Regions from separate parts of the Homo sapiens genome. Here region 1 is linked to region 2. A link is an interaction called in ENCODE POLR2A ChIA-PET data of the cell type or tissue named here. Cell type or tissue: PC-3. All regions are shown on one strand. Links, peaks and the distances in the headings refer to the core of each region. The heading gives the core; the rest is flanking DNA. Region 1 has its middle 190 kb from the start of LINC00882. Region 2 has its middle 380 kb from the start of LINC00882.

Region 1 (7,759 bases), core at 1,327-6,326, 190 kb after region 2:
ATTATAAAGATAGAAGCACACGTATGTTCACTGCAGCACTATTCACAATAGCAAAGACCTGGAATCAACTCAAATGTTTATTAATGGTAGACTGGTTAAAGAAATTGTGGTACATACACACCATGGGATACTATGCAGCCATAGAAAAGAAAAAGATCATGTCTTTTCAGAGACATGGATGGCGCTGGAGGCCATTATCCTTAGGAAACTAACACAGGAACAGAAAACCAAATACCACACGTTCTTACTTACAAATGGGAGCTAAATAATGAGAACACATGGGCACATAGAGAGGAACAACACACACTAGGGCCAAGTGGAGGATGGAGGCAGAGAGGAAGGAGAGGATTAGGAAAAATAACTAATGAGTACTAGGCTTAATACCTGGGCGATGAAATAACCTGTACAACAAACCCACATGACACAAGTTTACCTATGTAGCAAACCTACACATATAAACCTGAACTTAAAATAAGAGTTTAAAAAAAGCCATGTGGCTATGCAAACTTTTTATCTTAATATACTACCCTTCCTATACCAACCTTTCTACCCCACCTTCCCCATCTCCCACAGACATACCACGAACTATTTATTCCTGACTACTCAGAGTTTTCCAGATCCACGATACACTTTCATTGCTTTCTGCCTCTGATTATGCTATTCTATTGCCTGGAATTTCATCCCCTATCCTTTCATGTGTCTGATAGACTCTTACTTTGACATAATTCAAATGCCCCGCCTCTCATGGAAAGCCTTCTCCTGTTGTCTCAGATCAGATTCTCCATTCTTAGTATTGCACCCTACTTCATATATACTACTTCATCAGAACTTACCATGTAATATACTAATTATTCATGTACTTGTCTTCCCTGCTAGGTACTGAGTTTTTCATAGTTAGGAAATGCCATTCAGCTTCATACTACAATGGCCTCAAGTGCCCAGGTCTTATTGAATTAAATTGAATATAAGGTAAGCACCTTATAAGGTAAGCATTAAATATGTTTGAATAGGTGGTGGTGTCAAAAGCTAGATTCATACGATGCTCATCCAAGTTTGCAAAACTGTAACTCATATTTTTAATAACTTTTATTAAGAAATAGCTTATTCATATTTCCAGAAATTTCAGAAAATAAAGTTTAAGAATTGTATAAAGGGAACCATTTATTTTATTTCACAACGATTAGTTTAGTCATCCCAGCAGTATAACTGGAGTTCAGAGCCTCAAACTGGCTTAATATAGTTGGTTTCAGTGAATTAAGGAATAAAACTGTACTCTATTATCAAGGTACAATAACACTATGCACTGAAAAAGCACAGAGGAAGTAAAAGGTTAATTGGAATTTAAATCAAACCCCATTTTAGTTGACTAAATAAGTCTTTAATCAAAAGGTGGAAAGCAGCATTAAACACCGTAATAAATATGTGTTATCATCTGAGATCTTGGCTTGTAAAAGTATGATAAATCAAGAAGTGAACTTTATTACAATACAAACAATTTTACAGCATATAAGAACACAGCTAGCTGTGACATAGAAACAATCTGACTAAAGCACAATTTACAACATAATTTGAAATATAGCAGCCACTGAGTAAAAGCATAAGTCATAAGCAATTTATCCAGCAGAATTAATGACAGTGTTAGCCCAAACCGATACAACTATGTAGACACCTTGGAGACCACCTCAAATTCTAAAACTTGTTTAGAACTGAAATCAAGTGCAAACCCTGATACAATCAAATGGTCATTGAATGACAATAAATATAGGTCATTCTGAAGTTTAATTTCTAAGTATGAGGTATTATTTGAAAATTTGTATTCAATCATTTATTTTTGTTATTGCATTAACATGAAAGTTACTGCATTATATTGTCAATAATTTGTTTCAAAGTCAGTAAAAAGAATTGCAAGCTGTCAACAATTGTAAGAGCTTGTGCCAGTCATACTGACAGAAGCAATTCACAGCCTTCTTTGATGAACACTCAAAGAATGTCCAAAATTGTCATGCCAGGAAATTCTATTTTCTCTGAACTTACAGTTTATCCCAGAAAATTGGTATTTCATTTCACTAGGATAAAAAAAACCTGCATCTGCACTCCACTGCTTTCTCACTCTGAGACACGTGACTCAGATGGTATCTCCATCCTGAGGAAGGCTTCAGGAAGAGATGAGGGAACATTAATGTTCTTTTTAAGCAGAAAGAAACAGAAGATTTACTTGTTTCCCTCTCAGAAAAGATCATCCTCCTAATTAGGTATTTCATCAACACTGTATTTCCCACAAATGTAAAATTCTGTATATTCTTTCAGTCCATCTATAAAGATAAAATTTCCCACAAAGCTGACAATCATTACCATTAAGTGACGCTTATGAAGTCCTAGATTCGCATAACTGTGTGTGGAAAATTTATAATAAAATTTAAAGGCAGTGCTCTCCAGAATTACATTTACATATTCAACTTTTTTAATCACAGAAGGAATCATATCGAGATGATAACTCTGCAATTATCTGCACAGTTGCTGCGATCACCAACAAGAATAATACCTATGAATACACAGTGTGACCAAAATACTCAGAATTCAGTACCAGTAGTTTTATACTAAAGAGTGAGAAGACATTATCTGTCTTCGATTTGCCTGTAATTTATAGAAGAATGTGGTAATGAAGAAAGACTCAATCTAAGAAGCTCAGAATATGCTAGATTAAAACTCAGAAGAGCCTGGGTTCTTTAACCTCAGGCTTACTGTGTTCATGCTGTAGCCTTCATCTCCTTCCTTTGGGTTCAACATAATACTGACTTTGCTTCCTACTGATGATTTATATCCAAAGTCATGGTGACCAGTGTGTTATACAGTGGTATACAGTGCATACTGTATAATTTGAACCTATGGCATTAGCAATTCCAACAAAAAGTGACTGCTGATTCCAGAATTCTGCCTTAAAAAGCTAAAAATGCACACACAATATAAGAAATGTCCCTTCTCCCCTGTAGTGTAAATGGCCAAGCTAGAGCCTAGAGAGCCTGTCAAGGAACTTACTATCGTTATAAAATGCCAGAGTTGCAATCAATAGTATCTTCTGACATTTCAGAAGAGCAGCTCAGCAGCATTCACACCCAGGTTGGTCACGTTCCATGATGCCAAGAGTGAAACTGACAAAGGCAGCACTCACAAGCCAACGAGTTCAGCTGATGCTAGGCTTGCCATGCACAGTGGCAGGGCACTGACAGTTTCCACAGCTGCTTAGAGTCAGTGAAGGAAGGAGTATGAAAAAAAATGGAAGAAGGAACTCCTCTCATCCTATTTTAGCTTATTAATTCTTGGCAGATAGTTTGACTTCCCACTTCTGCCTCTGCCTGAGAATTTCTAAGCTCTGAGCAGTGTCATTTTTCCTTGACTCTGATCTTCACATGGACAGCGAAGGATCTTAGGGGATTTGAGCCTCCCTAAATTAAGGTAATTTAAATTGCTACTAAACATATTACAGCGGAAAGGTATGAGCAAGTATATAAATATGCCTCTGATTGTTTTATTTTTGCCACAGGGAGATCTCAAAAAATTAAAATTATTCATGTAGAAACTTCATAACAATGGAAGTTTTCCTGGAGAAAAGCAAGTATATACCTATGTTACACTTAAATCACCCCCAAACTACCCTTTTTTGCCAAATTGAAGAATAATAGATTTGAATTCAGTTATCCCAGAAGTAAACATGTTTCTTTAATTGCCTTCTTAAAAGTCTTATTAACATTTTATTGTAACACAGGTTGAACCTCATTTCTATGAATATTTCCTAATGAAAACTATGGCTCATGTAATTTCTTTTCTCTACTTCGTAGCAATTGATAATTGAGTTCAACATCTCCAACTATCTAGCAATTATTCTGCGGCCATACTTCATGTAGACAGTGCAGAGCAAGGTGGAAGGGGGTATTAGAAAGCATGGATCACTAATAGATCTGCTTTGGGAAATGTTTAAACCATTAACCTCCAAACCTGTCACTCAAAAGAAAAATTGTCTCTCTGAAGGGTAATGACACACATGAAGCTCAAGAACACATTGGTCACCCAATCACCAGAATTGAAAAAGTAATCTAGTTTAATTCAAAATCCAACCAAAAATATCTGTGGGACCACATTGAGCAAGGCACTGCGAGGGACACAAAGGCAGAGGCTGTGTGCCTTAATAAGCTCTCATAAATAACTCCAATGCAGGCTTCCAAGTGATTTAATTGGAGTGGAGAGGAAGCACTAAAAAAGTGAAAGATCATATTTTTTGGAACAACTAGAAAAATGGCATGGAGGATTTGACATTAGGAATAAAATTTAGCATAAAGAGTTTTTCTGGAAATTTGTTTATCCAGTCATTTTTCTCTCAAAAATAAACATGAAGAGGAGGTAATTAATATGAATATAGTAAACTTTTTGTAGCTTTTATAAGCTTTGGGGCAAAGAGCAGGCAGAATGATTTAATTCTTATATTTGATCTTCCTCTTCCTGTATCTGCTACTAATTTACCTGGTATATACGGTGTTTTTTTTAATGTAGTTGAATATAATTAAATGTCTAAATATATTTTGACATAGTTATGCTATAGAATATTATGCAGTAGCTTAAAAATAGATAAATTTATGTGTAGTTAGATGAATAAATTTCTAGAATATAAGTTGAATGAAAAAGTCAGTTGTAGAAAGTTGCACACAGTATATTTGCCAGAAACATTAAGGAGAATTATAACTTATTAAGTTCTATTTATCTAAATTCTAAGCCCATAAAACTCAATTCACTTGAACCTCTAGGTAATAACTTTGAAAACTTGGTGTAGGCCAGTGCAAGAAAGACATTCATGTTTTAAGTTTTTAAGATAGATTCAACTTCAGGAATGGTATAGCTCTGAAAAATAGTCAACAATTATATAGAGGGACAAGGACTTGAGGATGGTGGTGTTGTTTAATCACTCTCTCTCTCTGTACAGTATCTAGGAGTGGCCTGGAAGGCAGGGGCTGTTCCAGCTCTGCACTGGGCTTTCAGCTCTGCTACCACCAGGCACTCTATAGGACCTTGGCAATGCTCATAGCCAAAGCTCTTGTCTTGAATGCTTCTCTGTTTCATTCCCACAACTTGTGAATCCACTGGCCATCATGTGCCCAAAATATGTCTTATTAAATAAAATCAAAAGCTACTAATATCAAGCAGCAGGGAAAGAGAACGATTAAAAATACACTTACAGACAAGCATTTACCAACTATATTCTACAGACTACTAGCCCTGGGGGATTCTCCATTCAGAAAAGAGGTCAATGTTTAGAAACCCGCAAGAAACCATAAGCTTGTATGAGAGAGTCACAATTCACAATAATATATTTACACATATTAAACATTCTGAGAAGTCACGTAGCAACAGATTCTGTGAGCATTGTTTAATATTTCTCTCTTTAAGCTCCAGTCCCATCTGTCTCTTCAACACATCCAAAGGCATCCAAAACTTCATGTGAGAGAATCTGAACTTATGGGTTACGGCCCCAACCTGATGCTCCTCTTGTGACTCTTAAAGTGAGCAAGCCATTCATCTAGTTGTGCAGGTCACACTAGTTTAAGCCACAAAGTTTAATCCCTCTTTCTCTCACCTTATATATACAGTCCAACACCAAATCCTGTTAATTCTACACATACGAAAAGTCTCCCAATTTTGTAAATTTTTCTTGTTCTCTGCCATTCCCACTGTCATACGTACTACCACTATCTCGTACCTGAACCACTGCTGTGGTCCCTTACCCAGAACTCTCATATCCATTACAGTTTCCTGTATCAGTCTTCTCAGGCTACCGTAACAAAATACCACAGACTGGGCGGCTTAAACAACAGAAATTCATTTTCTCACAGCTCTGGAGCCTAGAAGTCCAAGATCAAGGTGCCAGCAAGCTTGGTTTCTAGTCAGGCCTCTCTTCTTGGCTTGCAAACAGCCACCTCATTTCTGTGTCCTCACATGGCCTATTCTATGTGGATGTTACAGGTGCAGGGTAGGGAAAGAGGGAAAGGGAGAGGAAGAGAAAGATCTCACAACCTCACACGCTGGTGTTTCTTCCTCTTCTTATACAGGCATGAGTCCTATCCGATTAAGACCCTTCCTCTTACTTCACTTAACTTTTATTACCATCATATAGTCCCTATCTCCAAATAGTCACATTGGGGTTTGGGTCCTCAGCATATGAATTGTGTGTGGACACAATTCAGTCCATAACACCCATGTCTACTCTAATCTCCATACTGCGGCCAAAATGTTACTTTAAAATGAAAATTTGATCATGTCACTCTCTTTCAAAAATGGTCTTTAATACAACCATAGACATTTTGCTCATACGGGCCTCCACTTATCCTCCCTGTGTGTGCTTCTGGTACACTTAAACTTCTTCAAATTCCTCACACTTCATGATTCCATTCATCTCAAGTCCTTTGTATGTACTCGTCCATTTCTGCATTGCTCTGCCTTCCCTCTTCTCCTGGGAAGCCTTCTCTAGACCCCAAATAATCCAAACCTACACAAGATCCTCCTCAAATAGTCTGCCATAACATTCTATACATTTCATGTACTTTCATCTCATTTTGATTATATATTTGTGTAATTAGTTGATTAACGTCTGTGTTTATTACCGGACCATAAGCAACATGAAGGCAGCAATGATATTAATTTGTTTATCATTATATCTACAGCATCTTGTACTGTATTCACCAGATAATAGATAATAAATATTTGTTCAAATCCCATTAAAAAGTGGTCAAAGGACATGCACAGACACTTTTCAAAAGAAGACATACATGTGCCCGATGAGTATATGATAAAAAGTTCAACGTTACTGATCATTAGAGAAATGCGAATCAAAACCACGATGAGATACCACCTCACACTAGTCAAAATGGGTATTAGTAAAAAGTCCAAAACTTACAGATGTCTGGTGAGGTTGCAGAGCAAAAGGAATGCTTATACACTGTTGTTGAGAGTGTAAATTAGTTCATCCATTGCAGAAGACAGTGTGACAATTCCTCAAAGACCTAAAAACAGAAATACCATTTGACCCAGCAATCCCATTCTTGGGTATATCCCAAAGGAATAGAAATTGTTCTGTCATAAAGACACATGCATGCATATGTTCATTGCAGCGCTATTCACAAGAGCAAAGACATGGAATCAACCTAAATACCCATCAGTGGCAGAGTGGATAAAGAAAATGTGGTACATATGCACCATGGAATACTATATAGCCATAAAAAATAATGAGATCATGTCCTTTGAAGGGACGTGGATGGATGTGGAGCCCATTATTCTTAGCAAACTAATGCAGGAATAGAAAACCAAATACCACATGTTCTCACTTGTAAGTGGGAGCTAAATGATGAGAACACATGAACATTAGAGGGTATATCCTGGCAAATACATGCATAGGAAATTTTCCTCAAATCTAGGATCCAGAAGGTCACATATCTGTGAAAATGAATAAACAGAAAGCAGAATTCTGATTAGGGGAGTTTTAGACAGATTCTGAAAAAAACTTCAGATGGATTTTGATGGGAGCTCTCTTTTTCTTTCTCTTATATCAATTGGTGACTCCGTGATCAGAATCAAAGTCCTGTTTCTCAGGTACAGGGACACATATATGTGTGGTTCAAAATTAGTTATATGCTTTTTGCCTCTAATAATAAATTATTTTATCACCTGATTGTAATAAGTGTGTGTATGTGTGGTTACGGCGGATGACGGTGATGTG
Region 2 (7,759 bases), core at 1,431-6,430:
CTTCAAAATTCAGCTCCTATGAATGAATCTAGGAGCTGGTTTTTTGAAAAGATTAATAAAATAGACAGACTGCTGGCTAGACTAATAAAGAAGAAAAGAGAAGGATCAAATAGACACAATAAAAAATGATAAAGGGGATATCACCACTGATCCCATAGAAATACAAACTATCATCAGAGAATACTACAAACACCTCTATGCAAATAAACTAGCGACTCTAGAAGAAATGGATAAATTCCTAGACATACACACCCTCTTAAGACTAAACCAGAAAGAAGTCAAATCCCTGAATAGACCAACAACAAGTTCTGAAATTGAGGCAGTAATTAATAGCCTACCAACCAAAAAACACCCAGGACCAGACAGATTCACAGCCGAATTCTACCAGAAGTACAAAGAGGACCTGGTACCATTCCTTCTAAAACTGTTCCAAACAACAGAAAAGAGGGACCCCTCCCTAACTCATTTTATGAGGCCAGCATCATCCTGATACCAAAATCTGGCAGAGACACAACAAAAAAAGAAAATTTCAGGCCAATAACCCTGTTGAACATTGATGCAAAAATCCTCAATAAAATACTGCCAAACAGAATACAGCAGCACATCAAAAAGCTTATCCACCATGCTTAAGTTGGCTTCATCCATGGGATGCAAGGCTGGTTCAACATACACAAATCAATAAATGTAACCCATCACATAAACAGAACCAATGACAAAAAAAACATGATTATCTCAATAGATGCAGAAAAGGCCTTTGACAAAATTCAACATGTCTTCATGCTAAAAACTCTCAAAAAACTAGGTATTGATGGAACATATCTCAAAGTAATAAGAGCTATTTATGACAAATCCATAGCCAATATCATCCTAAATGGGCAAAAGCTGGAAGCATTCCCTTTGAAAACCAGCACAAGACAAGGATGCCCTCTCTCACCACTCCTATTCAACATAGTATTGGAAGTTCTAGCCAGGGCAATCAGACAAGAGAAAGAAATAAAGCGTATTCAAATAGGAAGAGAGGAATTCAAATTGTCTTTGTTTGCAGATGACATGATTGTATATTTAGAAAACCCCTTCTCAGCACAAAAACTCCTTAAGCTGATTAACTTCAGCAAAGTCTCAGGATACAATATCAATGTGCAAATATCACAGGTATTCCTATACACCAACAACAGACAAGCAGAGAGCCAAATCATGAGTGAATTCCCATTCACAATTGCTACAAAGAGAATAAAACACCTAGGAATACAACTTACAAGAAATGTGAAGGGCCTTTTCAAGGAGAACTACAAACCACTGCTCAAGGAAATAAGAGAGGACACAAACAAGTGGAAAAAAATTTCGTGCTCAGGGATAGGAAGAATCAGTATCATGAAAATGGCTACACTACCCAAGTAATTTATAGATTCAATGCTATTCCCATCTAACTACCATTGACTTTCTTTGTAGAGTTAGAAAAAAACTACCTTAAATTTCATATGGAACCATAAATCAGCCCATATAGCCAGGACAATCCTAAGCAAAAACAACAAAGCTGGAGGCATCACGCTACCTGACTTCAAACTATACTACAAGGCTACAGTAACCAAAACAGCACGGTACTGGTACCAGAACAGATATATAGACCAATGGAACAGAACAGAGACCTCAGAAATAACACCACACATTTACAGCCATCCGATATTTGACAAACCTGACAAAAACAAGCAATGGGGAAGGGTTTCCCTATTTAATAAATGGTGTTGGGAAAACTGGCTAGCTATATGCAGAAAACAGAAACTGGACCCCTTCCTTACACCTTATACAAAAATTAACTCAAGATGGATTAAAGACTTAAACGTAAAACCCAAAACCATAAAAACCTTAGAAGAAAACCTAGGCAATACCATTCAGGACATAGGCATGGGCAAAGACTTCATGACTAAAACACCAAAAACAATTGCAACAAAAGCCAAAATTGACAAATGGAATCTAATTAAACTAAAGAGCTTCTGCAGAGCAAAAGTAACTATCATCAGAATGAACAGGTAACCTACAGAATGGAAGAAAATTTTTGCAGTCTAGCTGTCTGACAAAGGTCTAAATCCAGAATCTACAAGGAACTTAAACAAATTTACAAGAAAAAAAAACCCCATCAAAAAGTGGGTGAAGGATATGAACAGATGCTTCTCAAAAGAAGACATTTGTGCAGCCAACAAGCATATGAAAAAATGCTCATCATCACTGGTCATTAGAGAAAGGTTAGTCAAAACCACAATGAGATACCATCTCAGGCCTTTTAGAATGGCGATTATTATAAAGTCAGGAAACAACAGATGCTGTAGAGGATGTGGAGAAATAGAAACGTTTTTACACTGTTGATGGGAGTGTAAATTAGTTCAACCATTGTGGAAGATAGTGTAGCAATTCCTCAAGGATCTAGAACCAGAAATACCATCTGACCGAACAATCCCATTACTGGGTATATACCCAGAGGATTATAAATCATTCTTCTGTAAAGACACATGCACACATGTGTTTATTGCAGCACTATTTACAATAGCAAAGACTTGGAACCAACCCAAATCCCCATCAATGATAGGCTGGATAAAGAAAATGTGGCACATATACACCATATAATACAGCTACAAAACAGAATGAGTTCATGTCCTTTGCAGGGACATGGATGAAGCTAGAAGCCATCATTCTCAGCAAACTAACACATGAACAGAAAACCAAACACCACATGTTCTTGCTTATAAGTGGGAGTTGAACAATGGGAACACATGGACACAAGGAGGAGAACATCACACACTGGGGCCTGTCAGGGGTTAGGAGGTAAGGGGAGGGAGAGTATTAGGACACATATCTAATGCATGCGGGGCTTAAAACCTAGATGACAGGTTGATAGGTGCAGAAAACCACCATGGCAAATGTATGCCTATGTAATAAACCTGCACATTCTGTACATGTATCCCAGAACTTAAAGTAAAATTAAATAAAAGAAAAAGAAAAAGGAGTGTAGACTTGCCGTCATTGCAGAAGCAGAGCTTATTATATTACTAGATGAATTAAGACAATGTGATATAATTTCAGAGAAAACCAAACTGCCCAATAGAGTGGGACTAGGGAGACCAGAAATAGGTCCAAACAACATATGAGAGAGCTGGCATTTCACATCACTGGGGAAATGAAGTTCTCTTTAATAAACAGTGATAATTTTCCATATGTAAAATCAATTAATATGAATTCATGACTTAAATGTGAAAAGCAAAGTTTTAGAGATTTTGTAAGTATAAGGGAATATCTTTATGACCTATAGTTCAAAGATTTTTAAAGCATTATGATGTTAACTATAAAAAATCTTAAAATTCTACATTGCTTCTTAATGAGTCATACAAATATATATACACTAAAACTTTATTTAACCTATATGGCTGCTTTTTACATTATAAGCCAGATAGTTCATAGATCGCAAAGAGCTAATTTCAAAACATTTTTCATAAGAAATAATCTTGCAGGGGAAATAAGCCCAAAACCCAACTAAGAAAGATAGTCCATGGATACTCAATAATCATTTATTAGAGAAAAATGAATTAACTTGAATGATATGAATAATTAGAAAAATAATTAACCTGAACTAGAATTGAGATATTTATTTGTTGCTGTTGTTGTTTTAGTCTTAGCATCAAGTATGTATTTTCTTTAAAGGCCATTTTTTTAATCCTAAAAAATTTCAACTGTAAATAAAATCCATCTCAACCCAAAAATCATTCTCTCAAACAAACTTGATTTAAGCAAGAATGTAATAGGAGAAAAGTGATACCTGCCTTCTTTTTCCATCCTATTCAAAGCATTTTTCTTCCTTATCAAATACTATTACTACAAGATTTGGATAGTCCCCTTTTATAAGTCCTAGAAATTTTGCCTGTGCATTTTGCCCTCATGTTGGTTTAAAGCAACTGAATTCCTGCAGTTTATTAAAGCTTTTCTGGGTTGTTCAAACCATACTGACCACAATAATTAATACTGGATAATTTTAAATCTAGTCCCTAGACATAAATTCAGGTAGTATACATACACTATGATTCTGCTGTTGTCCTTAGGGTTACACTGACTATGCCTTACCATGTAATCAGATGGAATATGTTGAAAATAGAGTAACTGATCTCATTTCAAACCTGTGAGTCATTGGCATTAGTTATCCAATGAGTTTTGTAAGCAAAGTCATGTATAGAATGTATACATATGTAGTTTTGTCCTATCTTATTTTTTCTACTTTTTACAGGGTCTTCCTAAAGTAGCAGATAGTCACAAAAATGCTCAAATAACTAACTTTATAAATGCTAGTTTCCAACCTATTAATTAAAAAAAAAAGAAAAAGAACACTTACCAATGAATGTACTTAATTCAAAAATGGTTTCTACCAACATTGTTCTCAACTCTAATGTACCTGGTAAAATAGCCCATGTATGCTTCTTTGAAATTTTGCCATCTCATTACTTACACCAAAATCAATCTTTAAAAAAACAAAAACAGAGAGACAACGTTGATGTTTGGTCTAGCAGTGTTGCTAAGTATTTTAAAAGCAGCAAAGAGTAAATTGAGAACCACACAACTAATAGTCCAAAATACTATTGTTATATGCCCCTCATCTGCAGCTTGCCTAATGATTTTCCAAATATTAAAAACCAAATGGAGTTAGTGAATTAATGGTCATTACAACACCCATCAGCACGTCTATAAACCATGTGTACAGCTTTATCATATTTTACACACCAAGCAAGAAAGTCAATTATTTGTGACTTCTCTTCCCAGTTAGATTGCACCTCCTCAAAGGCAGAATCATTTTCTTTCCATTTCGCTTCCCTTAGAGTGCCTCATGCCTAGTTGGCTCTATGTGTTATTAATTAAAAAAAGAAAACTAAAACAGAAACTAAGGTTGAATTGTGGCTTGAAACAATGGATGGAAGTAACGTAAGTGTGGAACTCTCTTTAATCTGACCCCCTTAAATTATTCTATATGCAAACAGTTTTTAAAGAAGTCTCCTTAAATGCAAATCACTGTCAGGTTCCATATGGTCACCAAATAAAATATTTCTGAGGCATTGTTTAAAACATCGCAAAGTAATACATTGGAAACAAGTTTTAGTCTCTGTTTCTAAGATGAGTACACAAAAAGATTTTTATCAAATCATTTGAGTTATTGACCTCTTACAAATAAGAATAATGCATTGGAATTTGGGGACTCAGGGGAAAGGGTGGGGGTGGCAAAGGATAAAAATTACACATTGGGTACAGTGTACGCTGCTCGAGTGATGGGTGCACCAAAATATCAGAAATCACCACTAAAGAGCTTACTCATGTCACCAAACACCACCTATTCCACAAAAACCTATTGAAATAAAATATTAAAAATTAAAAAGAAACAGTCACGGGAATGGTTTTACACTGAACAAGCACTTTCAACAAAGGCTTGGAGCTTTGAGTCCTTTTTGAGTCAAATAGCTTAGTATTTTAGGCTTTTGTTCTCTCTGGTAAATATGAATACTCTCCCTGAAAAGGATAAGTTGTTTCGTTTCATATCTTGTAGCAGTGTCTTCAGAGTTAAAACCTGTTACTTCATCTTTCTACTGAGTGATAAGTCACTTGGGCTTTCACCAGTAGCTTTGTGCTTAAGTAAATACCTCTAAATATAATCTAGCACTACCATCAGCTTACCTAAAAAAGCACCCCTTCTATACAATTTCTCACATCTTCAAAAGAAACAAAGATACAGTAACTGGAGGGTACAGTGCTCCAAAAGATAGACTTTTCCTGCCAGGCTTGATCAAACATCACGAATTCTATAGACTTTTCTGTATCAATAGCTTTGTAAAACAAAAATCCTTCCATAAATGGGATGATAGTGAAAAGTATGCTGGTTCTGTGATTGCTCGGCATAAAATTCATTAGATTCTAGCCTGCATTCCTTCAGCATCATTTATAGCTGCAAGAAAAACCAACAGCACCTCCAACAGCAAAAACAGGAACAGTGAGCTCTGGAATTCATGTCATGTTTATTTTGATAAAAGAACTATATTCATTTCAATGAAATTTTGACAAGAAGCGGCAGCAGTGATGAGTTCATTTCCTTGAATTCTCTTTGCCCAAACAGCCTAAGAACTTACCTTTTCACAGAAAGACATTTCTGTGACCACTTTATTAAGTTTTAGCTAAGAAGCAATGCTTCCCATTTTTCATACATTTGAGAAGTCAGTTTACGTAAAAGCAGCTACCCTGAGGACTCATTTTTATGAATCAACTTTTACTGTTGTTGCCAAGAGCTGACATTAGCATGCAGATTTTGAAGTCATTTTAAGTATTGTCTGTTAATTAACATTTACTTTATTAATGTAAAATTTACTAAATCATTCTTTGTTAGAGATTCAAAAATTTAATGTATTCAAATGACTATATAAGATGCACGGACATCTCACATTTTAAGTGTTAGTAGCAGCTAATCTTTCAACGAAATTGCTTCAGTTCTCTAAAATTTGTTTAGAAAATTTCCCTTTAATGACATCACATTTAGTATTGAACCTGAAAGAGAATGTAAAAAAAGAGAAAGAAAAATAAAACACAGGCCGTAGAGACAAGAGAAGATATTTTGACCATAAATACACAATTTCTCAACCTGAACAAAGTTCGAGTCATGCAATTTGATATAAATTGCCCCCAAGAAGAAAAGCAGTGAACAATAAAAAACTATTTTTAATAAGTGAAAAATCTGTGATAGAAAGTTAGAAATGTCTCAACTACTGACTAGGGTTTCAATGTCCTTATATATCAATCATTGCAAGAAAATGTTTCCAGTTAGTTTTGACAAGAAATGAGTGAATATGTTCATTTTACTACTATAACATATCCACAGTCTAAGAAATTGTGAAGCTATAATTTGGAGTAATTATTTATATTATAACCCTCTCAAGTTTATAAAAGGATTTATACCAGAGTTGTTTTAAATATAGTAAACCCTGCAATGCATTAAATATTGACTCAAAGATTATTTCCTATTTTGTCATGGATCAGATAGAAAGTTGATAAGAATGATTGATAATTTATCAAAAGTAAGATCTAGCAACTTGGAAAATAAGAAGTTACGGTTCAATGTTCAATTTCATTTACAGATACTTTTCTCCCAGAGATTTATCTCTGTATAATGTGTCAGGATACACAGAATACAGAATACAATTAACTACTTAATTATACTCTGTATTTAGTAGTGTAGAGAAATTTAAATGAACTTTTTTTTTTATCTAACAACAAAGAAATCTATGGGATATCTACTACGGGACAGATACTAAATGGAAAAGACAGACATACACAGGTGAATAAGACATGGATGGTACTGTTGTATTCACAGTTTAGTGGAAGAAATAGAAAAATGACTAGTAACTAAAGTACAATGTAAAAAGTGTTCTTTATATGGTGTTATGGAAATACAGAATGGAAGAGGAGTTAGGGAAAAGTTCACAAAGAAAGGGTTTTGAGCTGGGTCTTAAAGGAAGAACAGGAGTTCAGTAAGTAGAAAGAAGAGGAAAGTATCTCCATCAAAGAGAGCAGCAAGTGTAAACACATAGGATGTTCAAAAGCATGACATATGTAAAGAACAGTGAGGACTTAGGATATGATGTCCTAAACAATCTCGAAATGCAAAGGAAACAAATCGGGAAGGGAGTTGGACAGAAGTTAAAGCAGAAAAGATAGATTTTATTCATGAATTATTGCAATAAGGGAA

What was found. ChIA-PET counts read pairs that join two places held together with the same protein. Peaks named below come from ENCODE experiments on the same cell type or tissue, not always from the same donor. Only the 100,000 strongest peaks of a DNase experiment are listed, where the experiment ranks them.
Region 1: POLR2A ChIA-PET joins it to region 2 with 5 read pairs; 3 of 35 experiments call an interaction of 5 or more read pairs at or near these places.

What each region holds. Positions count from the first base shown.
Region 1 is chr3:107,042,857-107,050,615 of GRCh38, forward strand. No RefSeq gene overlaps it. Among named protein-coding and RNA genes, the nearest start is that of LINC00882, 190 kb to the right of the region's middle. In PC-3, for the core only: no CTCF peak of the experiment used is centred there; no DNase peak of the experiment used is centred there.
Region 2 is chr3:106,856,251-106,864,009 of GRCh38, forward strand. No RefSeq gene overlaps it. Among named protein-coding and RNA genes, the nearest start is that of LINC00882, 380 kb to the right of the region's middle. In PC-3, for the core only: a CTCF peak has its summit at 6,011; a DNase peak (open chromatin) is centred at 4,141.